7 separate regions of the Homo sapiens genome follow, and regions 1, 2, 4, 5, 6 and 7 are each linked to region 3. Evidence: chromatin contacts called from ENCODE Hi-C data. All regions are on one chromosome and are shown on one strand. The core of a region is the stretch at or near the end of the contact, and the rest is flanking DNA. Distances in the headings are between cores, read along the strand shown. Region 1 holds the start of MBOAT2 (membrane bound glycerophospholipid O-acyltransferase 2). Region 2 holds the start of PDIA6 (protein disulfide isomerase family A member 6). Region 3 holds the start of ADI1 (acireductone dioxygenase 1). Region 4 holds the start of ADAM17 (ADAM metallopeptidase domain 17). Region 5 holds the start of LPIN1 (lipin 1). Region 6 holds the start of YWHAQ (tyrosine 3-monooxygenase/tryptophan 5-monooxygenase activation protein theta). Region 7 holds the start of ODC1 (ornithine decarboxylase 1).

What was found. A loop is a pair of places that touch in the nucleus more often than their neighbours do. Pooled maps may share reads with other maps.
Region 1: a loop to region 3 is called in a pooled map, with 5 times the contacts of the local background. The contact joins the promoter of MBOAT2 here to the promoter of ADI1 in region 3. A Hi-C loop is called at or near these places in 5 of 50 pooled maps.
Region 2: a pooled map shows a loop between it and region 3 (11-fold over the local background). The contact joins the promoter of PDIA6 here to the promoter of ADI1 in region 3. A Hi-C loop is called at or near these places in 3 of 50 pooled maps.
Region 4: a loop to region 3 is called in a pooled map, with 10 times the contacts of the local background. The contact joins the promoter of ADAM17 here to the promoter of ADI1 in region 3. A Hi-C loop is called at or near these places in 5 of 50 pooled maps.
Region 5: a pooled map shows a loop between it and region 3 (6-fold over the local background). The contact joins the promoter of LPIN1 here to the promoter of ADI1 in region 3. A Hi-C loop is called at or near these places in 4 of 50 pooled maps.
Region 6: a loop to region 3 is called in a pooled map, with 14 times the contacts of the local background. The contact joins the promoter of YWHAQ here to the promoter of ADI1 in region 3. A Hi-C loop is called at or near these places in 6 of 50 pooled maps.
Region 7: a loop to region 3 is called in a pooled map, with 12 times the contacts of the local background. The contact joins the promoter of ODC1 here to the promoter of ADI1 in region 3. A Hi-C loop is called at or near these places in 5 of 50 pooled maps.

Annotation. Positions count from the first base shown.
Region 1 is chr2:9,002,183-9,005,095 of GRCh38, reverse strand. MBOAT2 (membrane bound glycerophospholipid O-acyltransferase 2) reads left to right here and starts at 1,412. Exons shown (of 13, transcript NM_138799.4): 1 at 1,412-1,556. The coding sequence starts at 1,482. It overlaps LOC124907728 (a long non-coding RNA gene), which reads right to left and starts at 1,020. Exons shown (of 2, transcript XR_007086199.1): 1 at 968-1,020. RefSeq lists silencers at 1,039-1,498, 2,042-2,336 and an enhancer at 2,101-2,755.
Region 2 is chr2:10,811,112-10,814,157 of GRCh38, reverse strand. It overlaps PDIA6 (protein disulfide isomerase family A member 6), which reads left to right and starts at 1,373. Exons shown (of 13, transcript NM_005742.4): 1 at 1,373-1,480. The coding sequence starts at 1,462. RefSeq lists a silencer at 1,071-1,820 and an enhancer at 2,311-2,370.
Region 3 is chr2:3,517,968-3,520,807 of GRCh38, reverse strand. ADI1 (acireductone dioxygenase 1) reads left to right here and starts at 1,277. Exons shown (of 4, transcript NM_018269.4): 1 at 1,277-1,440. The coding sequence starts at 1,321. It overlaps LOC124907725 (a long non-coding RNA gene), which reads right to left and starts at 1,262. Exons shown (of 2, transcript XR_007086195.1): 1 at 852-1,262. RefSeq lists enhancers at 569-1,089, 1,090-1,611 and silencers at 1,031-1,160, 1,231-1,550, 1,631-1,690, 2,171-2,370.
Region 4 is chr2:9,554,435-9,557,384 of GRCh38, reverse strand. It overlaps ADAM17 (ADAM metallopeptidase domain 17), which reads left to right and starts at 1,555. Exons shown (of 19, transcript NM_003183.6): 1 at 1,555-1,876. The coding sequence starts at 1,780. RefSeq lists silencers at 631-925, 897-1,116, 1,347-1,636, 2,251-2,545.
Region 5 is chr2:11,745,133-11,748,107 of GRCh38, reverse strand. It overlaps LPIN1 (lipin 1), which reads right to left and starts at 1,476. Exons shown (of 21, transcript NM_001349206.2): 1 at 1,437-1,476. LOC124907735 (a long non-coding RNA gene) reads left to right here and starts at 2,649. Exons shown (of 2, transcript XR_007086220.1): 1 at 2,649-2,975. RefSeq lists enhancers at 1-224, 2,736-2,975 and a silencer at 1,228-1,797.
Region 6 is chr2:9,629,596-9,632,784 of GRCh38, reverse strand. YWHAQ (tyrosine 3-monooxygenase/tryptophan 5-monooxygenase activation protein theta) reads left to right here and starts at 1,788. Exons shown (of 6, transcript NM_006826.4): 1 at 1,788-1,844; 2 at 2,251-2,626. The coding sequence starts at 2,333. RefSeq lists silencers at 1,467-1,636, 1,687-1,786, 1,987-2,336 and enhancers at 2,457-2,556, 2,300-3,189.
Region 7 is chr2:10,446,362-10,449,584 of GRCh38, reverse strand. ODC1 (ornithine decarboxylase 1) reads left to right here and starts at 1,258. Exons shown (of 12, transcript NM_002539.3): 1 at 1,258-1,464. SNORA80B (small nucleolar RNA, H/ACA box 80B) reads left to right here and starts at 2,736; the gene lies at 2,736-2,871. RefSeq lists silencers at 388-1,867, 3,092-3,223 and an enhancer at 1,988-2,077.

The DNA of each region.
Region 1 (2,913 bases), core at 163-2,662, 5.5 Mb before region 3:
CAATGGTATAACTGATAGCTGACGGGAGTTTCTGGAATGGGTGTTAAGTGTGAGAGAGATGAAGGCCTAGTGATAAGGTCGGCTCTAAATGTAGATTTACTTGGATTCCAATCTACTTACCAGCTGTGTGCCCCTGGGCAAGTTACCTCTTCTGTGACTCAACTTCCTTGAAGGAGGGTGTGTAAAAGTGTCTATTTCACACGGTTATTGTGAGGATTAAATACCAAAAGTATTAAAGCTGTGGTTAAACTCTCAGTAAACATTAGTTATTTCTACCAAAGTTAAACTGCCAAATCCTTGAGTCTTGATTTGTCCTCATAACTGCTGTGGCATTTCTCCTCTTTTAAAGTCTTCTGAACAGAAGTTGACGTTTGCATTTTAAAGGAACTCAAATGGCTTACTTTTACGAAGTTGGGGGGATTATATATACACGTGACCCGCCAGGGTATGTAAACCTGGCGGACTTCAACAGTCTGGGGGTGCCTGCGCTCAAGGGGTGAAGGGATGCTTAGAAACTTTCTCAGGAAGAAGGTGGGGCCTTCAACGAGGGCGGCTGGCTACAAAGAACTAAACTTTCACACAGCAAAGGGGAGCCGGTCTCCCTGCGCCCGCGGGCGTCGAACCCAGGCCCAGCTCTCACCACCCAAAGGCCCGGGTGCGGCTGCAGGGTGACGAAAGCGTCAGACCCCGGGGCTGCTCTCAGCTTTGGGCTTTCACCCGGCACTCTCCCAGACAAAGGGGCTTCTCAGCCAGGTCGCTGTTTTGGTTTGTCGTCCTCCCAGCCCCCACCTTCGTCCCCAACTTCCCCTGGCGCTGGCTCGGCGGCGTCCCTCACATCGTCCCTCCGGCCGCCACCCCGGGCCCCTTTGTTGTCTGCCGTCTCTCCCAGAGAGGGGTGGGGGGCCGCGACATTCCAGGGAGGAGAAACCGAGGAGTGAGGGGCAAAGACGCTCTTCCATGCTCTCACCCGAGGAGCGCGCCCCACGACGCTGGCCAGCCGTTCTCCGGCGACGGCCCGGGCCGCGCCTCGGCGCCCTCGCCCGGGTCCTCGGCACGGGGGAGGGGCGTGGCGCGGCCGGCGCTCTCTGATTGGCTGCGGGCGTCAGGGCGTCGCGCCGCGATTGGGTCGCGCAGCTGTCTGGAGCGAGAGCGCGCGAGGTGGGGAGGGGGCCGCTGGAAGCTGCTGGAAGTCGGGGGCGGGGGATGCGGCTGGGGCGCCGGGGCGGGGACGACGGGGGCGACGGCAGGACGGGCCGCGCCTGTGCAGGGCGGTCGGGGGCGGCGGGCGCGGGAGGAGGTGGCGGCGGAGGGGGAGGTGCGAGCCGGGCACCGCCCCCGGCCCCTCCCCGGCCTTCCCCGCGCAGAGCTCCGACCGCGGGCGGCCCAGGGGCGGGCGCGCCGCTGCATCCCCATCCTCGTCGTCGCCCGGCACAGCGCGAGCGGGCGAGCGGCGCGGGCGGCCGGAGCGCCGAGGCCCGGCCATGGCCACCACCAGCACCACGGGCTCCACCCTGCTGCAGCCCCTCAGCAACGCCGTGCAGCTGCCCATCGACCAGGTACCCCGAGGCGCCCTGGCGCCGGGCGTCGCGCCCTCGCCGCCCCTCCCCGCCGCGGTGCCACCCGACCGGGGGCCCGGGAGGAGGGTGGGGGCTGGGGCCGGGCGCCCGGTGCCCCCCTACCCGCCGCTCCCTGGAAGGGAGGGGGCAACAAGCCGGTTATTGTCCCAGAGCCCCCTCCCTCCTGGGTGCGCCCCCAGCCCGCCATCCCCGGGCCGAGCGGGAGGTGGGCCGGGCGTTGTTGCCGGCGACAGCCCCCGGGGAGGGTGGTCGTATGGGCGTGCGGGTGTGCATGCGGTCCCTGCCCTTCGCGGCAGCGGCGCTCGGATCCGGTGGTCGGGTCCCGGAGCAGCCCCCGGTGCGCATGGACCGGGTTGTGGAAAGGGTGCGGAAGGCTGCGCTTTGGGGAGCCTGGCGTGGTGCTGCCTGCCCCGCGCGCGCCTCTGAGCGACCCCCGGAGAGGCTGATGCATGGGTCTGGGTGTGCTGGGTGCCTTAGAGACGGCGTCGATGGGTGCTAGGGGCCCGGAGAGGCTTAAGCGCTACTGCACTTTGGGGACAGTTTGCGTTGGATTGTGGCTTAAGAGAGACAGAGGCAACAGTTTGTGGGAAGGCAGACAGGTTATGAAGAAAAGTCGGAGTTAATCCCAGGATTCTTGCTGACAAAGTGGCAACCTTGTAGATTGATGCAGCCACTTTACCTCCTTGCCCAGCCCTCAGAAAAGCTCTTGACAGTGTCTAGGGAAGGGTGGTATTTAAATGAGGCCAATCGAGTTTGATGGTTTAAAGGGCCTAACGATTACTGAGAAATAAACAGCATTGTGATGGGAAAAGCAGCGCCATTTTTACTGAGAAAAGAAAGTTTGGAAGTATTTTGTTGTGACAGTGAGATTTAGGGAAGTTGTTAATGAGGCGGGGGCTGGGGGGCGGGGGTGTATAGTTAGGTGATTGCTCTAGCCCCAGGCTAAAGGTAGTTAACTTTGGAAATTTTGCTTACAGTTATTTCAAGTGTACTTAACCTGGAAGTGTTTGGACTTCACACGGGATACTGGTTCACTGTCTTGAACTTGAAGGTGCTGCTGTCATTTAGTCTTCAGGGATTTCACTTCAATACGGGATTCCTTCTTGTCCAGACGGCTTTCCATAGCAGCAAGCTGGAAACCTGACATTAGGATACTAGCTGCTTTGTGCTTTACTGTTTTAAATAAAATCGCCTTAAGTATGTCGAAGGAGTGTTAAACAATTGTGGCTTCTGTTGAAATTCCACATCGCGGTCATAACTTCTGGTTAATAGTAAAGTACCTATCCCCCACCTGTCTTGAACAAGAGTTCTAATGGGTGTCTTGCTAATAAAGTAT
Region 2 (3,046 bases), core at 124-2,623, 7.3 Mb before region 3:
GCCTTACACACTACAATATGGAGAAATTACTAATACAAAAACAAAATGTCCGAGTCCACTCCAAACATAGGAGGGAGAATCAAGGCGGAAAGATACAGTGGTCTTAACTTGTGCTTGAAAGATTTTACTTTTAGGTCGGGCGTGGTGGCTCACAACTGTAATCCTAGCATTTTGGGAGGCCGAAGCAGGCGGATCACCTGAGGTCGGGAGTTCGAGACCAGCCTGGCCAATATGGAGAAACCCTGTCTCTGCTAAAAATACAAAAATTAGCCGGGCGTGGTGACATGCACCTGTCATCCCAGCTTCTCGGGAAGCTGAGGCAAGAGAAACCCTGTCTCTGCTAAAAATACAAAAATTAGCCGGGCGTGGTGACATGCACCTGTCATCCCAGCTTCTCGGGAAGCTGAGGCAAGAGAATCGCTTGAACCCGGGAGGCAGAGGTTGCAGTGAGCCAAGACCCCGCCTTTGCACTCCAGCCTGGGCAACAAGGGCAAAACTCCATCTCAAAAAAAAGCAAAAAAATTTTTACTTTTGCCGGGCGTGGTGGCCCATGCCTGTGATCCCAGCACTTTGGGAGGCCGAGGCAGGAGGCTCACTGCAGCCCAGGAGTTCAAGGCTGCAGTGAACTGTATCATGCCACTGCTCGCCAGCCTGCCCCACAAACATATTTTTTTTCACTTTTGCATATTTTACAAAGCACACACCCACGTGAGCGCATTGCCAGCCCCCTCGCCCCCCAGGACAAAGTGGAGACCCTGTCAGCGAGGAGGCTACCGCTTAAGTCCCTGGGGTTCTCCAGAGAAGGAGGAGAAGGCTCTGCAGAGCCATGCGCCCTGGACGGAAGAACTTTCAAAAGTAATTCAACAAAATAGAAACTTGTCGAATTACATTGCAGACAGCGCGTGCGGAGCAAATGTGTGTCCACGGAATATTCGTCGGGCACAAGAGGAATTCCCTGTCAGCTCCCAGGACCGTGGGTGCCCTGAGGCCGAGTCACGCTCCCCCGGGATAAAGAGGGTGGGGGCGCACACAGGCAAGGAGGAGGCGGGGTGGGGGGGTGCAGAATAAGGAACTAAGGTAAAAACGCCCAGTACTGGACTCCCCTCCGAGCAGCACCCCGAGAGGGCCCGGAGGAGCTGAGGCGGTGCGAGCCGAGACTGCCAGCCCCGCCCCCAGCAGGCCCCGCCTTCCGCTGCTCGCCACCGCCCCCGTGAAAAAAAACCAAACCGGTAACCTCTACCCGGCCGCCTCCCATTGGATATGTGAGTGAGCGATGTCCGCCCGGACCAATGAGCCGCAGCCACGGCTTGGCGAGCGCCTTCCGGCCCGCCCCCGCGCGGCCGCCCCTCGGACCACCGGACTGGCCTGGGGCGGGACGTGGGCGCGGGGGCGCGGCGTGCGGCACGCTGCAGGGCTGAAGCGGCGGCGGCGGTGGGGACTGCACGTAGCCCGGCGCTCGGCATGGCTCTCCTGGTGCTCGGTAGGTGCGGGCCAGCGGAGGGAGGCGGGCGAGCTGGGGTCGGCCTGAAAGGTTTCGAATCTCTAGGCCGTTCCCCGGCGGGCCGCGGCCGCAGGCGGCCGGAAGTGGGCCTGGCGGGCGGGAGGCGCGGGCCTCGGCGTCCGGAGGAGCTGCTAGGTTGCCCCGGCGGAGGTGCGGGTGCGCGGGAGACTCGGGCGCCCGTGGGGAGGGGCTTCCGCAGCCGCGGGGGGCGGGAGCCTCGTGCGCTGGAGCCGGGCGCGGGGTCCAGGGCCGGGCGGGAGAGCCGCGGAGCCCAGCCCCGGCCGGATCCCGGGGAGGGGGTCTGTATTCCCGGAGAGTCGCAGGGGAGCTTGTTCCGGGCTCTTCTCGAACTCGTGCGTGGGGACGGAGGTTGGCGGGCGTCCTGCACTGCTGCTTGTTTCTGCCACCTGCTTTATGCAGCTCCTACTTTTAAAAACTGAAATGTTAAGCCGGGCGCGGTGGCTCACACCTGTAATCCCAGCACTTTGGAAGGCCGAAGCGGGTGGATCATCTGAGGTCAGGAGTTCGAGACCAGCCTGACCAACATGGCGAAACCCCGTCTCTACTAAAAATACAAAATTAGTCGGGCGTGGTGTCGCGCGCCAGTGATCCCAGCTACTCAGAAGGCTGAGGCAGGAGAATCTCCTGAACCCCCAGGAGGCGGAGGTTGCAGTGAGCCGAGATCGCGCCACTCCAGCCTGGGCAACAAGAGTGAAACTCTGTCTCAGAAACGAAAAACTGAAATGTTAAATCTCAGTCCTGAAATAAGGACCCATAGTTCCCTTAGAAAGGGACAGTGCCTTCCAAAAGCTGGGCTTAAGACGCAGGGGCGCTTCGCATGTGATCGGACTCCTTAAAAACGAAATGGAACGCGGCGTCTTAGGAATTCTGTAAATGTCTGCTTCTTAGTGGGCGAGGCCGAGGGTCCTGTCCTTGCCGGGCTCGCCTTGGTCACAGCCTTGGCTCTGACAGTCCTTAACCTCGGCTCTGGCCTCAGACCACCTTCCCCCTATTTACTGGCTCTGTGACTTGGAGCAAGTTACTTAACCACTCTGTGCCAGTGCCTTTTCAACGGTGTTCACCATTTTAGGGACTGATAATAGTACTCCCTTAGGGTTGTCCTGAGGATTAATGAGTTAGTACATGTCTTTCTGTTTTTTGAGACACGGTCTTGCTCTGTCTCCTAGGCTGGAGTGCAGGGTTTCCATCATAGTTCACTGCAGCCTGGAACTCCTGGTCTCAAGGGATCCAGGCACATGCCACCACACCTGGCTAATTTTTAAATTTTTTGTAGAGTCAGGGTCTCATTGTATTGCTCAGGTTGGTCTCAAACTCCTGGCCTCGAGTGATCCTCCTTCCTCAACCTCCCAAAATCCTGGGATTACAAGTGTCAGTCACCTGGCCCAGCTAGTACATGTTTTAAAGAGATGTAAATATTTGCCATATTACTGTGGAGAGAGTAGATGAGGGGAAAAGAGTTTAGTCTGTTTAGTTTCCTGTGAGTGAATTCAGACTAGACCCTGAAAGAGTCCGTGAGTCTATTAA
Region 3 (2,840 bases), core at 28-2,527:
GGAACAGGACGAGGAGAGTCTGGAACGCTCCACTAACCAGTGGTTAGAGGAGCAGGAGCTAGGAGGGGCCTGGGAAGGAGCAGCCAAGATGCCCTCATGAAGGAAAATGAGAAAATGTTTCAAGAAGGGCGTGGGCAACTGTGACGAATGTTGCTGGTAAGAACAGAAGTGCCATGATTGGATCTGGCAATATGGCAGTCATTAGCAGTTCCCCAGTGGTGAGAAGCGAAGCCTTATTGCAGTGGCTTAAGGAGAAAATGCGAGGTGCGAGATTGCCATTAGATTCTTGCATGAAGGTTTGTCATGAGTGCTGCAGAAAAATGGGCAATGGCGTCTAAGGTGTGTTCTTGAAGGATGAGTAGTAACTGGTCAAGTGAAGAGGTGGAGAGGTAGGCTCTCTAAGGAGGATGTATTTGCAAAGCCATTAGAGCAAGGGAACAGAAATGAAATAAGTGTGTATTTTTCTTGCAATATTTCTGGAAGTTCAAGAGTCAATTGCATGCATTGGGGTTGTGCTCTTACAGCAGTCTCATTTAAATCCTGTCTGCTTTATCGTTATTTGTTAAAGAGACTGAGGGAATGGCTGAGATAATCTGATCTTTTTCAACTCGTTGGTTTGAAAAGACATCTAGGATGGTCAAGCGGCTGGACTTTATTAGCTACATTGAAAAATTCAGAATGGGATAGGGGAAGCTTGTTTTTATTCTAAGACTAGCACATTACAGTGTATGGGGAAGGGAGAAACGATGAAAAGAGGAAACAAGAGGAAGTTTAAAAAGTACAGGGTAGCACTGCAGAATGCCGACACTGCAAAAGTCTGGCGAGCGGGGAGGTGGAGGACAATGTCTCACCTGGGATCCGAGCTGTGAAGTCTCAACTGTGCCCATATGGACTGCATGAGCTTAACAAAATCCTTATTCTTTTTTTTTTTTTTTTGCATTTGCTTTCCATACTCTAAACACGTTTAACGTCGTTTGCCTCACAAGATTGCTCTGAAGGTGCAGGGAGACCGCGGCAGCACACACAAGGCACGTGCGATGCCTACGGTGAGCTTCACCTGCCCGGCGCGTCTGGCGAACGGCTGGCCCCGGGCCGCGGGCCTCAGGCAGGTCCGAGGGTGCCCAGGACAGGGTCGGGGCTTGAATGCCTTTGCTTCCGAAAACAGCGGAGCCGTGGGGCCTCCCCCGCGCCGGCCCTGCCTCCAACCAGCCGCCCAATCCCGGCTCCCATGCGCGTCCACGCCTCCCTATAAGATAAAGCGCGGCCGACGGGCTCCGAGCGCGGCCCCTGGGTTCGAACACGGCACCCGCACTGCGCGTCATGGTGCAGGCCTGGTATATGGACGACGCCCCGGGCGACCCGCGGCAACCCCACCGCCCCGACCCCGGCCGCCCAGTGGGCCTGGAGCAGCTGCGGCGGCTCGGGGTGCTCTACTGGAAGGTACGCGAGCCCAAGCCTCGCAGAGCGTGCGGGCGACGCCGACCCCCAAACGCCGCGCACAGCCCAGCCTCCTCCAGGTGCCGGGCAGCGGCCTGGGAGCCGCGGCATGCTGCGCATGCTCAGCAGCGGGATTTGGGGGTTCGTGGCGGCTCCCGGTGCCTGGGGTGGGCTGCGCATGCTCAGCAGTGGGGCTGGGTGGTCAGGGCCTCCTGCGCGGCGCCTGGGTGTGCTGCGCATGCTCAGCAGCGGCGTTGAGGGGTCGGCGGTCAGCCCCCAGCGCCTGTGGTGTGCTGCGCATGCTCAGCAGCGAAGTTTACGGGGTTGGCGGTCGGCTTCCGGCGCCTGGGGTGGGCTGCGCATGCTCAGCAGCGGGGCTGGTGGGGGTCGGCGGTCCGTTTCTGTTGCCTGGGGTGTGCTGCGCATGCTCAGCAGCAGAGTTGGCGAGTCAGGGGCCTCGCAGCCGGGACTCGCTGCGCACGCGCAGCTCCGGGATTGGCAGCGACCTGAAGGGTCGGCCGGCAGGGCTGCAAGATTCGCCGGAGGCGGGCTGCGAGTTCGTGGGCTCGTTGGGCTTGTCCGACGCCCTGCCTGCCTGGCTAACCTCGGTCAAAGGCCCAGGGGTTTCTTCTATCGGAGGAAGGGGGACTCCGCTTGAAAGTGTCCTGGGGGAGGGACCGGGCGCCAGCAGATCGAGGCGGGGTCCTGCCGCGGTCTGTCGGGGATCCCCGGGGGGTAGCGCTCGGTGGTGGGGTGGGGGCGTCTCCAGTGGGCGGTGGAGCTGGCTTGGGTCCCGGCTGGGCCCGGTGTCAGCCCTGCCTCTGTAACGCTAGCTTTGCAAGGCGGGGCTAGGCTTTGCACCGGTGTCCCGTTGCTTGCACAGCACCAGTCCAGATCCGCTCACCTTGTTTATTTGCAAATGGTTTTGCAGTAACAAAGGTTTACTGCAAAAGAGAGGGCCAGGGTAGGCCTCAGGGATAGGCTGAGGGGTGACTGGATCTAATCTTCATTCATGTGATTTAAATGAAATACACAGGGTTACCTGGACACCACACTTTTTCCCTTGGGAAAGGATTATAGAATATTCCAGCATAATCTATTTGGATATCATCTTGTTCTATCCTAAATAACAGAAGAGGGAAGTGACAATTGGCATACCAGTGCGAAACAGGGCATGCATGTTAATGTTTACATAGTATTTGTCTTTTCCTAGGATAAGGTTTAACACTTACCTTGCTGGAGGGTACTTCTTCAAAGCAATCAAGTGGTTTATAGTTTTCCATTAATGAGAGGAGAATAAATTTTGACTTATTATGTTTATCCACAATCCAAACAACCAGAGGGTTCAAATTAATACACTTGGGGAGTTTCATTGTGCATTTGACGGTTTTAAGAACAAGAAC
Region 4 (2,950 bases), core at 306-2,805, 6.0 Mb before region 3:
AAAGAAAATGGATCGGGATTTTTTTTTTAAACGGCATTTACTAAACAGCTAAGTACCTTCTATGAGCAAGGCACTGTACAAGAGCTGTTGGGGATACCAAAATAATACAATCTACGATCTACTAAAGTTACAAGCCGGACATTATGGTGACTGGATGTTCAGAAAAGAAACCAGATGACATTATTATGGTACACCAAAAAAGCCCCCCAAAAACCGTACTCAACTGTCACATTCTTATGGAATACAATTTTTACAGATTGTATACAATTTGCATGTGAAATTCTGCTTACTTTTTGACTAGGTATGCCACTAATGGGTATGTTTAATAAAGATATTTTATACTTCAGATGTACAGACCAGGTCCGGTTAATTTTAGCCAACAATGTATTGTTGAAAAAGACGCTGATATTTTACTGCGGCAAACCACCATTAACATAAATTTTAACCACAGTTTGAGTATTTTATTAGGAATAAGCCTTGAAACTTGAATAGGACTAGTATTCCTAACAATTTACCGTTTCATAATAAAGGCTGTCTCACTCTTAAGTGGAAAACGTATTATGTCCTACTTTTATAAACTTTGGTTGAACTAAATAAAACAGCAACATGTACCCAACGTTTTTAGACTGTTTTATTCAGTACCATAAACATTCACTAAACTATACAGAGCTAAAATCATGCAAAAGATTGCAAAACAAACTGCCTTGGGAAATTTCCAGTCTAAGCTAAATGGACCAAGTATAGGATTGAATTTTAAGAAGTTGGTGGGAAGATTCCAGCTCTTGTACTCACAGGTAAGGTCCTAGGATTCTATTTGTTGAAGTGTCTGCAGACCCTCTCCCTACAGCAGGGGCGTGGAGCAAATGTGCATTCAGGAAGTGCTTATTAGTCCCCCCAAAACCTTTTTCGTGACGACAGACGGATGGAGGCCTCAGACGACTCCGGCAGTAGGACCCTGAACCAAATGCCTGAGCTGCGCTCGAAAGGCTCGTCTCGCAGGAGCTGGCGAGTGGCACGGGCTTCGGTGGCCGGGCTCGGGGCTCGGGGCTCGGGGCCCGGGGCCGGGGGGGGCGGGGGGTCCGTGCCCAGGGCACTCTGTGGCTCGATTCATGTCCCCGCCCTCCCACCTGAGCACACTGGGCAGAGAGCCTGCGGCATCGGGCCAGTCGCGCCTCCTCGTCCGCCCTGGGCAGGTCGCTGGGCCCCAGGCCGCTTTCTACAGCTCCTTTAATAAAATGGACAGCAGGGGTCCTAACCAGACGTGGGCATCAAGACAAAGGAGGCGGCCAGACGCGCTTGAGGGCCTGCTCGCTAGCTCCCGCCCCCCCATTCCGCGGTCACCCGGGGACAGAGGCCAGGCCGGACTGGGTGGAGTTGGGACTCATACGTCTGCGTCCAGGAAGGCGCCGGGCGAGCCCCAGCTAGACGTGACGGGCGGGGCCGAACACGGCAGCGGACCAGAGGCCCGCGGCGCACCGGCGTGGGGCGGGGCAAGCGGAGCCTCCCGGGATGCCGCGCGGCAGCCGGCTTCCGGCTGTGGGTGGTGCGGGGGACAGCGGCGGCCGGAAGCTGGCTGAGCCGGCCTTTGGTAACGCCACCTGCACTTCTGGGGGCGTCGAGCCTGGCGGTAGAATCTTCCCAGTAGGCGGCGCGGGAGGGAAAAGAGGATTGAGGGGCTAGGCCGGGCGGATCCCGTCCTCCCCCGATGTGAGCAGTTTTCCGAAACCCCGTCAGGCGAAGGCTGCCCAGAGAGGTGGAGTCGGTAGCGGGGCCGGGAACATGAGGCAGTCTCTCCTATTCCTGACCAGCGTGGTTCCTTTCGTGCTGGCGCCGCGACCTCCGGATGACCCGGGCTTCGGCCCCCACCAGAGACTCGGTAAAGACCCAGGGGAGTTGGCTTAGGCCGGCGCCTGGAGCGCTCGTTTGAGGGAAGAGCAGGGGAGCTGGGTCTATCAGGTGTTTGGGGGCGGGGTATTGGCGATGGTGGCGCGTCCCTAAGTTTTCAGTGTAGAAGGGGGTGTGGCTCTCGGAGTTTGGGGAAAGAATAAAGGAGATGGGCCTGTCTCTGAGTGGGAAAGGGCTACTGGACGGGCTCCATGTAGTGACTGAGCGCCTGAGAGGGGTTTGCTCCCTAGCTTTGTGTTCGGGGAGGGTGTTGGGAAAGCGGTAAGGAGTAGGGTGGCTGGATCTTGTTTGGAGAGGGAGATGTGGTCAGGGTTCTTGCCTTAGTAGGGAACAAATCTAGTGTTGTGTGTTCCTACCAGAGCCAGAAAGGAAGGGCCCAAAGCTCCAGAATTCTTCCTGGTCCTCGAAGGAGGGAACTAGAATTTCTGCTGTAGGAGGTACTTATGCAGTAATCTCGTTGGGAGGCGGAGACTGGAGTTGGAGTCTTAAGAGTTGTGTTTTTGCGAACATCCTAAGCACGTTCTTGGTTATTTCAATTGTAGCTTATTGGAGGTGCTTGGGAGATGGGGGGAGGCGGAAACCTGGTAAGCCAACTCGTGATGCTGCCACTATGAATGCTTTCCTTGCACTTTTAAACAAAGAAATTATCAAGAGTGACGAGTTTGATGAATTTAGAGGCTAGAAAGTAGAGGGTTCCTATTTCATTAGATTTTCCAGAGAGATTGGATTTTAAGGATGGAGATGCATTAAGGGATCTGAACTTTGGTGGAAGTAAGTTTGCGTGAACTTTTAGTGTATTTTAAAATCCTTTTATCTTTCAAAAATTGACGTGTAAGATACTTTAATTAGTAATAAAGTGTGAAATAATGTTTTCCCAGTGTGTGAAATTGTAGGCTTGCATGGTTGTACTGGTTCCCAAATTTCACCATGATACCATGTGTAGTATTTTTTTTCTTTATATTTAGTGGACAGAAATTGTAATGGATTGGTATGGATACTAAAGGTGTTGAGAGTGTTATCACTTGAACAGCTGTCTTATGATTCT
Region 5 (2,975 bases), core at 227-2,726, 8.2 Mb before region 3:
TCTCTCACCTGAACCCTCGCGTTCTCTCCCACACCACAAGACTCAGCAGGTCCGCCCCTTGTCCCCCTGTGCTTTTCTAAAAGAAAGGAACTGCTGATAAGCGAGACCTGGGTGGGTGAAAGAACTCGCTCAGGGTCCCACAGAGCTCAGGCAGAGCCCAGACCTCCCGACCCGAGTCCAGGGCTATATCCAGGCCTGGCTCCACAGGACCACAGGGCCCCACATGCAAATAGGAATAATAAGCGCCAAAACACACAACCCATGCACAAAAACACTCAATAACAAATGCTGGCAAACGTGAAGTGCTATCAAAGTATATAATCATAAATCCAACTGTTACACCTTTCAACAAGAATCTGGGAGCAAGAAAAGTGTTCATGTGTGGATGTGCTTATTTCTCAAATACTATACATTCCTCAACTGCTTACTTTCATTAATAAGACCCAAATTACGGAACAAAGGATAAACAGTCAATCTCACAATCACTACCCCTAGACCACCATACCACAACACCCCCAATTAAAAAAACGGCTACAAGCTTTGATTTCCCAAAACACTTCTATCCTGTGGGAAACTGCCGGGTTCTAAAACATCTCCAAATTAATACTGCCAGTTGTCTTAGTTGGTTTCCTGCTTGCTGATCAAAAACAGGGTTGACATCTGCTTTCTCCAGCAACTACTGACCACACAAATTACCTACTCTAGCTCCACAGCACTTAAGTTACTCCCAAAACGTTACTTCTCATCCTGCATTTTCCTGGCCTTGCCCATAATAAAATTACGTGCAGGAGCAGCTGACGGAGCTCACTAGGCCTAGCACCTCCTAGGCTGCAAGAAAGGTGCAGAGGCCTCGCAGGGGAGAGCTGTAATATGAGAACCGGGATTCCAACCTGGGCTCAGCCTGCCCTGCCGCCCGGCAACTGTATGACCTTGGGCACAGAGGTCAACCTCCCTGAGCCTCAGTTTCCTCAACTGCAGCGCTGGAATCCTAACTCCGGGGGAAAGAAAGGCTCTCATCCCAGTCCCCGGCGCAAAGCTGGGGATGATCGCGCAGAGCCAGGACGCACCCGCGCTGGCCGGCTGGAGCTAGTCCCCGCGGTTCTGGGACTGCGCGGCAGCCCCCAGTGGCCCCTACGCCGCTCGAGATCAGCCAAGCCGGGCCCACACCGGGCCTCGCGGCGCGTCAGGAAAGCCAGGCCCGAGGGATGCTCGCGAGGCCCTCCCGGCCTCCGGGGCCTGTTTCCCCGCCTCCCTCCCCCGAACCACTTCCCGTAGAGGGCCCCGGGGACGTAGCCCGGCCGTCGGTCCTCGGGCCCCGGGGCCGAGCCCCCGCCTCGCCACGCGTCCTCAGCGCCCCGGCGCCGCGCCCCGCCCCGCCTAACCCGAGGCTGCGGCCCCTGCTCCACAGCGGGAGGCTGGAGGCGGCGGCTACTCACCGAGCGGCGCCGCGCGTGGCCGCCTTTGTATTGCAAACACCCAGCCCGCCGCCGGCTGTCAGCGCAGCTCGCCTTCGGGGGCGGGGCAGGGGCGGGGGCAGAGGGCAGGGGCGGGGCAAGCGGGGCGGTGCGAGGGGGACTCGGGACGCGCTGGTGGCCCGGCTGCTTTCAGGGCCTGCTGGCCGGCCCTGCCCGCTCACCCCTGGCCGCCTATCTTAGCGTTCCTGGGGGTGGGGCCCCTTAGGCCGCCTTTCTGATTTTCCTTTCCAGAGCCAAACTCGTGTGTTTCTTCAACACTCTGACTTGACCTATGCCGATGACTGGGGGAGTGAGGACGGAGGGGTGCAGAGAAAAGGCAGCCAGGTAAAAGTCCAGGTAAACCACCCAGGGCCTGGCCGCGATCACGTCGGTCCTATGGGTCCCGCTTATCACCAGTGGCGGGATCTGAGCCCGTCCTTGACTTTACTGACCCTCGCCCTTCGTTTCTTCCACCTTAAAGGCGCAATCGCGTTGACCTATCGCCATCTCTTCTTAGCTTCTCCACGCCGGGCCACCCCTGTCCTTCATCCTGATGGTGACAGCCTCCACTCCCGCCTCTGCCAAGCGGTGGTCCAGGTGCGGAACGGTGGCTCTGAACAGGAGGGACAGGCAGCTCCCTGCGCCTCTCCAGCCGGGAGGCAGGCAGCGGATAAACAATGAGCCACATAACGTCTGGTGGTGAAATGATTTCCATCAATGGGAGGGTGTCATATTTGAACTGAAACTCTAAATGACAAGAAACACCTATGACTACAAAGATGGGGAGGAGGCAGGGCTTTCTGGAGAGCAGAAATGGCAGGTGCAAAGGTCCTGGGGCCGGTGCTGTGGGCTGGAGGGAAGGCAGGGGCCAAATATTCAGGTCTTGTAGGCCAAGGCAAGGAGTTTAGGTATTATTTAAATGTTATTCCAAACCAATTCTTTTTGAGACAGGGTCCCACTCTGTCACCCAAGCTACAGTGCAGTGGCACAATCTCGGTTCACTGCAGCCTTCACCTTCTGGCCTCAGGCAATCCTCCTGCCTCAGCCTCTCAAGTAGCTGGGACCACAGGTGCATGCCACCACGCCCAGCTAATTTTTCAAACTATTTGTAGAGACCAGGTCTCCCTATGTTGCCCAGGCTGGTCTCAAACTGCTGGGCTCAAGCAGTCTTCCCACCTTGGCTTCCCAAAGTGCTGAGATTACAGGTGTGAACCACCACGCCTGGTCCAAAAAGAATTTTAAACCTGGGAATTATATGATCTAATTTACTTCTTTAAAAAGTCACCCCTCCACTCCATGGAAAATGGACTGCAGGAGTAGAAGCCAGCAGACAGGTGGCACTGCAGGAAACCGGGGGACATGATGGTGGCTCAGATTACAGGGGCTACTCAGCAAGAAGCGGAAGGACTTCAGAGAGATTTGGAGGCAAAACCCACAGGCTTACTGATGAATGGAACCGGTGGAGGTGTGTGATGCGATACTCAAAGGCAAGTCTCAGTGTGGAGATGGAACCGCTGCTCT
Region 6 (3,189 bases), core at 539-3,038, 6.1 Mb before region 3:
CATCCCCTGACAATTTCCTCTCCTGGGTCTCTATCCCCCATCCACCTCCACTGGCTTCTCCCCTTGCCCGGGTTGCCTCTAATTTTGGTGAGCTTGAAATTCACTGGTCATACAGAAGGCATTTTATCTGACCTTCCACATGCAAATTCTTTCCATTGGGATTTCTCGGTGTCCAGCTCCACCCCAGCCCACAGGGCCATAAACACTCATGTGTCTGTAGCGGGGCCCCAGGGATTCCAGAAATAACAGCAGGGCCCTCCATTAGAAGGCTGGAACATAGTAAGGCATTTCTGCATTAAGACACAGGCCCTTTCCAATCCAGGCCGCTCCTGTCTGTCAAAGCACAAAGCAACCTTCACAAGTCAGGACAGGGAGGGGCAGTCAAGAGGGAGTCTGAATTTCTGGAAAGTCGGCACCTTCTCCTCCCATCTGTCTGCACTCTCAAATCTCCCATTCTAGAGATTCTCCGGATTTGCTCCAGTCTCCACTCAGAATGGGAAATTCTTTATGATCCATTCTCCTTAGACCTGCTGGAATCGGGATCATAGCAGCGTGAACCCAGAGGGCAATTCTCATCTTAAGATGGCACAGGGACCACGCGCCAGACGGGCAGGGCAGCCACCCTACCTGGATGGAGTTAGGGAACTGGGGAAGTGCAAGGAGAGACAGGAGTGGTTTAAGAGGAAAGGGAGCTGCCAGGGATGACCCTGAATGGGAGGGGCCTGGGGGAATCTTTCTCGCTTCAGCAGGGTGTTCCCCAGGAGGAGAAAATCAGAAATCAACATCCAGGGAGAGGATTTCAGCTTTTCAAGTGACCTCTCACAAATAATACCAGAAACAAAAGCGTGTGCACATGTGACAACGATGTGAAAAATGATGTATTTAGGTGCATAACCTGGAAAGCCTAAAAGATACATAAAAATTGCTTTTTTTTTGCGGGGAGAGATGTTATGGGCAGGGTTTTTTTTTGCGGGGGTGGGAAGGGGTAGTAATAGGTGTTTTCCTGCAAATTGTGCTTAATGTCATTTCTCATTTTAAAGAAAACCACAATACTTGGCATTGTCACAGAAACTCCCCTGGATCTTCTGGGACCTACCTTTTCACAAGGGAATTTTTTGTTTTAGGATGCCCATCTGAAAACTTGAATTTATCATGTAAATGCCATACTGAAGACACCGTCTCCAGAATCAATTCTTCTTTAATGGGGATGCGGTTTGCTTAATTCGGAGCCCTAATGGCAACGTCATTAAGGTCTGGGTTTAGTGTCTTGGGATCCAAACCTTTGTCACGGATAGAAAGGTGGAGGAAAGAAAGGCCCCCGTGCTCTAAAACAGCTGAATATGTCACCCTCCGAAGTCCAGCCTCGGCCAGAGCCCGTGAGATGCAATGCACCATCCGCAGCGGGAGACGCAGCCGCCGCCTAGGAGGTCGTGCGCGCCTCTGGGTCTCGTGCCGCACCCAGAAGTGCCGGGGTGGCGGGGAGGCTGAGGGGAGTTGGTAACGGCATCGCCATGGCAACAGTGACGTCCTTTTACCCTGGATCTAATTGGAGGAAACCCCGTGGCCGAAGCCGCAGCCTGCCGGCCAACCGAACTTCCCCGTACCGACCCACCCTCCTAGCCTCCGCGTTCCCTCCCGCTCCGCCCCCCTCGCCCCCTTCCGCGCGCTCGGTCCTCATTGGCCAGCGGCGCGCTGGGGGCGGGACTCTCGGGAGAAGCTCGGCGCATCATTGGGCGGTGGACCGCCCCTCGGCCCCGGGGTAGGCTGACACGGGAGGGTCCTCAGCTAAAGCCAAAAGCAGATCAAAGTGGTGGGACTCGCGTCGCGGCCGCGGAGACGTGAAGGTGAGCGCCTGGGTCGGCCCGCGGGCTTCCTCCGGCCGCGCTCGGATTGAGGGCCGGGCGGAGGTGCCGCCCTTGAGAGCAGCCGGTTGTCGATGCCGCTCCCCTCAGGGACGGCTCCGGGCGGGAAGGTGCGGGGCCAACGGTCGCTTCCATCTTGGGCCGGCCGGGCGGGGGTGGCGGGAGCGGCCGCGGCTCGGGCTCCCTGCGCGCGGGGCCTCCGCGCCGCCCCCGCCTCCTCCAGCCGCGGGCCGCGGCCTCCCCGGGTGCCCAGCGGGGGAGGGGGCGGGGGAGAGGGAAATTCAAGCGGCCGCGTGTGCGGGAGACAAAAGCGGGCGGCGGGCCGCATTGTCTGACGGCGCTCCCTCTCTGCTTTTTGTTCTCGCCTCGCCGCCCCGCCCCTCCGCAGCTCTCGAGGCTCCTCCCGCTGCGGGTCGGCGCTCGCCCTCGCTCTCCTCGCCCTCCGCCCCGGCCCCGGCCCCGCGCCCGCCATGGAGAAGACTGAGCTGATCCAGAAGGCCAAGCTGGCCGAGCAGGCCGAGCGCTACGACGACATGGCCACCTGCATGAAGGCAGTGACCGAGCAGGGCGCCGAGCTGTCCAACGAGGAGCGCAACCTGCTCTCCGTGGCCTACAAGAACGTGGTCGGGGGCCGCAGGTCCGCCTGGAGGGTCATCTCTAGCATCGAGCAGAAGACCGACACCTCCGACAAGAAGTTGCAGCTGATTAAGGACTATCGGGAGAAAGTGGAGTCCGAGCTGAGATCCATCTGCACCACGGTGCTGGTGAGTCCTCGGCGCGGGGAGCAGGGGAGGCCTTTTGTGAGATGCTTTTCATTGAGAGTTTCGCGGGCACGGAAACAAACGTGAGCCGGGGCTTGCCGGACTGTCTGCTGGGGTGGAGGGTTTTAGGTGAGCCCTGACTTCCCTACTGTGTCCCTCCGGTTGTTGAGACTCAAGAAGCCGCTTTTCCAAGGATAAGTCCTTTTTTTTCGCCCCAGATGCTGGGTAGCTACCAAACGATGGAACTTGGAAACATCCAAGTAGGTCTCTGCGAGACTGAAAGGCGTTTTTAAGTTTCTTGTGCGGGGAGACTGCGTCCTGAGATCTGTGAGCCCTTTAAATGTATTCAGTCGGTTCACAAGCTTCAGGCAGTTGAAAGAAGGCGCAGGCACCTTTTTGTTACAGACAATGTAGTAGGGATTTTTTCCCAAACCCAGTAATGGAAATTTACTTAGAAAATCTGAACAGATACTTTATTTTTCAAGTAAGAGTATCTGTTGTGCTCCCCCCCACCCCCCATAAACAGGAGAGGAGGGGAGTTCGGGAAATGTGAAAAGGACACAGCT
Region 7 (3,223 bases), core at 9-2,508, 6.9 Mb before region 3:
TCCTCCAACCCCGCCCCCACCCACCCAAGGCTAGATCTAGATCTACCCACTCCTCTCCTTAACTCTTCATCGGCTGTACTCCCACCCTAAGGAGTCGAAATCCCCACCCTAGGGAGAGACATATCCTGTCTGGATTGTCCAAAAGGGAATGAAAGGTAAAAATGAAAAAAAAAAAAAAAAGTGTCCCCAATTCAAGTGCAGTGCCTCCCTGGTGCGGGCATTCCAGCGTGGCCTGGAGTGAGTGGCAGTCCACCTCCAGAGGCGTCCCCTGGGCGCTCCTAGGGACTCGAATTTCCCACGCGGCTTTTTGCTTTATGTATTCACTGTTTAGACGTTTTCGGTCAAAGCATTTTGGGACTTCCGTAACTCTCAGAGCGCGCCAGGGAGCCGCCCTTAAAGATACCTAGTTACTGATGAGTTCCATCCGGTAAAGCAGAGGGTAGTGGGCGGCTTGGAGACTCAGGATCCGGGTCCCCTCACGCTCCTGGCTGAGTCCCTGGCTTCACAGGGGAAACTACCTCCGCAGGCCAGGACCCATCTAGTTACAGGATACCTCGATGTTACAAAGACGAGGCTTCCAGCGCGGGGGCGTGGAGGCGGCTGCCAGCCCTGCCCGCAGCGTGCTGGCGACCCCCGGGACGCCCCTTCCCTCCCGCGCCTCTGCTCCCTAGCTGGTGGGAGCAGAGCGGCACCGGGATCACTTCCAGGTCCCTTGCACCGGAGGAATGGGCGGCAGCAGGGTCCGGAGTCGGCCCGGCGGGGCCCACGTGGCCAGCACATCGGTCCTCCGCTCGCGATTTCCCTTTTCCGCTCTCGGGCACGAGGTACTGAACGCCAGGTGGAAGCACAGCTGTGCAGCTACAGGCTCTGCCGTTCAGCTGCCGCGGGCCGGGGCCGGGGCCTGCGGCGTCGTGCGCGTGCGCGGACCAGTTCCAGGCGGGCGAGACCGCCGCAGGGCGGGGCGGGGCGAGGCGGCCGCAGGGCGGGGAGGGCGGGGAGAGGCGGCCGCAGGGCGGGGAGGGCGGGGCGCGAAGCCGGGGGCGGGGGCCACGCGTGGGGCAGGCGGTGCTCGGCTCGGCTGACGTCGGCCCGCCGGCGCCCCACCAGCTCCGCGCGGGCCCGGGTTGGCCACCGCCGGGCCCCCGCCCCTCCCCCGGCGGTGTCCCGGCCGGAACCGATCGTGGCTGGTTTGAGCTGGTGCGTCTCCATGGCGACCCGCCGGTGCTATAAGTAGGGAGCGGCGTGCCGTGGGGCTTTGTCAGTCCCTCCTGTAGCCGCCGCCGCCGCCGCCCGCCGCCCCTCTGCCAGCAGCTCCGGCGCCACCTCGGGCCGGCGTCTCCGGCGGGCGGGAGCCAGGCGCTGACGGGCGCGGCGGGGGCGGCCGAGCGCTCCTGCGGCTGCGACTCAGGCTCCGGCGTCTGCGCTTCCCCATGGGGCTGGCCTGCGGCGCCTGGGCGCTCTGAGGTGAGGGACTCCCCGGCCGCGGAGGAAGGGAGGGAGCGAGGGCGGGAGCCGGGGCGGGCTGCGGGCCCCGGGCCCCGGGCACGTGTGCGGCGCGCCTCGCCGGCCTGCGGAGACACGTGGTCGCCGAGCGGGCCACGACCTTGAGGCGCCGCTTCCTCCCGGCCCGGGGTTCTCCCGCGGCTGGATAAGGGTGATCCGGGCGCCTCGTTCTGCCCCCGTCTTCACAGCTCGGGGCTGGAGGGGCCTAGGGGAGACCCACCCGGAGACCCTGCGGCCCCGCGCCGGCCTCTTTCCCAACCCTTCGGCGGCCGCGCGCTGGCCGGGGAGCCGTTGGGGAGGCCCTGGCGGCCGCGCAGCAGGTGCAGGGGCGCAGAGCCCGGGCTCGCCTTGGTACAGACGAGCGGGCCCCGGCCTTGGCGCCTTCAGTTTCCTTCCAGTTTTTATTTTCGCTGTGTCTACAGAGCAGATGACACCAATTTGGAAACCCGCGAGAGTGGGTAGAGCTAAGATAGTCTTGCTGTAGTAGCTGTGATATTAGATGCTCGGCCATGACTTAGAGGTGTTTATTTAAGGACTGTGAATGACTCGGTGATTTCGGAAAAGCTTGGCTTAGATGAACGGACATACACAGGGGAGACAGCCCTAAGGTTTGCAGAAAAGGCTGATTGTGCTGTTTGCGAAGTCGAAATAATTGGTGAAAGTGTAGAAGGCAGAACCTCTCAGGAATGTCTGGGGAGGACAAAGAATGTGTTGGCTGACTTTGTTTAAACATAAAATTGGGCAGACTTTAATTGATTTGTGAAATTTTTTTCAAAGTTTGTTTGAATTAGCCCCTATCTCTTCTAACATTATCCTCTTGTGCTAATTGATTGACCATTTTAAATAACTTAGCTGTTACAGAAAGACCGAAAGGTGTTCTTCAGTAAAATATATTCAAGTAAGTTACTTAAGTAACGCCTTAAAAGATACAGAAAAGCAAAAAAGTATTGGCGTATTAAAAAGAAATCAAAACTTTCCAAGTTTAGGCCTGAACATTGCCTTAAAAATATTTAATAAGGCCTCAAATGACCCAGTCCGAGACTGCATGAGCCTATTTATTATTAAATTGTAAATATTCTTCATATAAACAAAAATATATAACCATGTCTGTAACAAAAATGGTTTTGCTAGCGTTGTTACTCTCTTCCCTTCTCCGAGGGGTGATTTAGGCAACTTCGGAGGTTGACAATGCCAAGCAGTCACAATAGATAGAGCTTTAAAGCAAATTCTATGCATGGGTTTGGATTTATGACAGGCCCGTCACCCTGGGCCTGTCATAGTACCCCATGCCAGAGCAAACTGTGTCCCCGAACCATTGCCTGGCCTCTGTGCCCGTAGGCTGCTGGCACTGAAGTGGGTTGCACAGTGGAAAAGAAGAAAGCTCTACCTGGCAGAAATTTTTAAAGGTTAAAATAAATAATTTTAAGAAAGCTGGTTCACAAGGTGCCACATTTGATGAAAGCAAAATACAGTGGCTTTTATTGTTACTAGAGTGATGTTCTTGCTTGTTTTTCTTTTTTGGTGAAGTTAGCCCCAAATTATTCTCATAGCTAAGCAAATACGAGAGTGACTGTAAGGACAGTTGGCATTCCCGGAATTGCTAAACTTGGTAGGCAACGCTGGTTTAAGAATACTGAGTTCTAGCCGGGCGTGGTGGCTCACGCCTGTAATCCCAACACTTTGGGAGGCTGAGGCAGGCGGATCACCTGAGGTCGGGAGT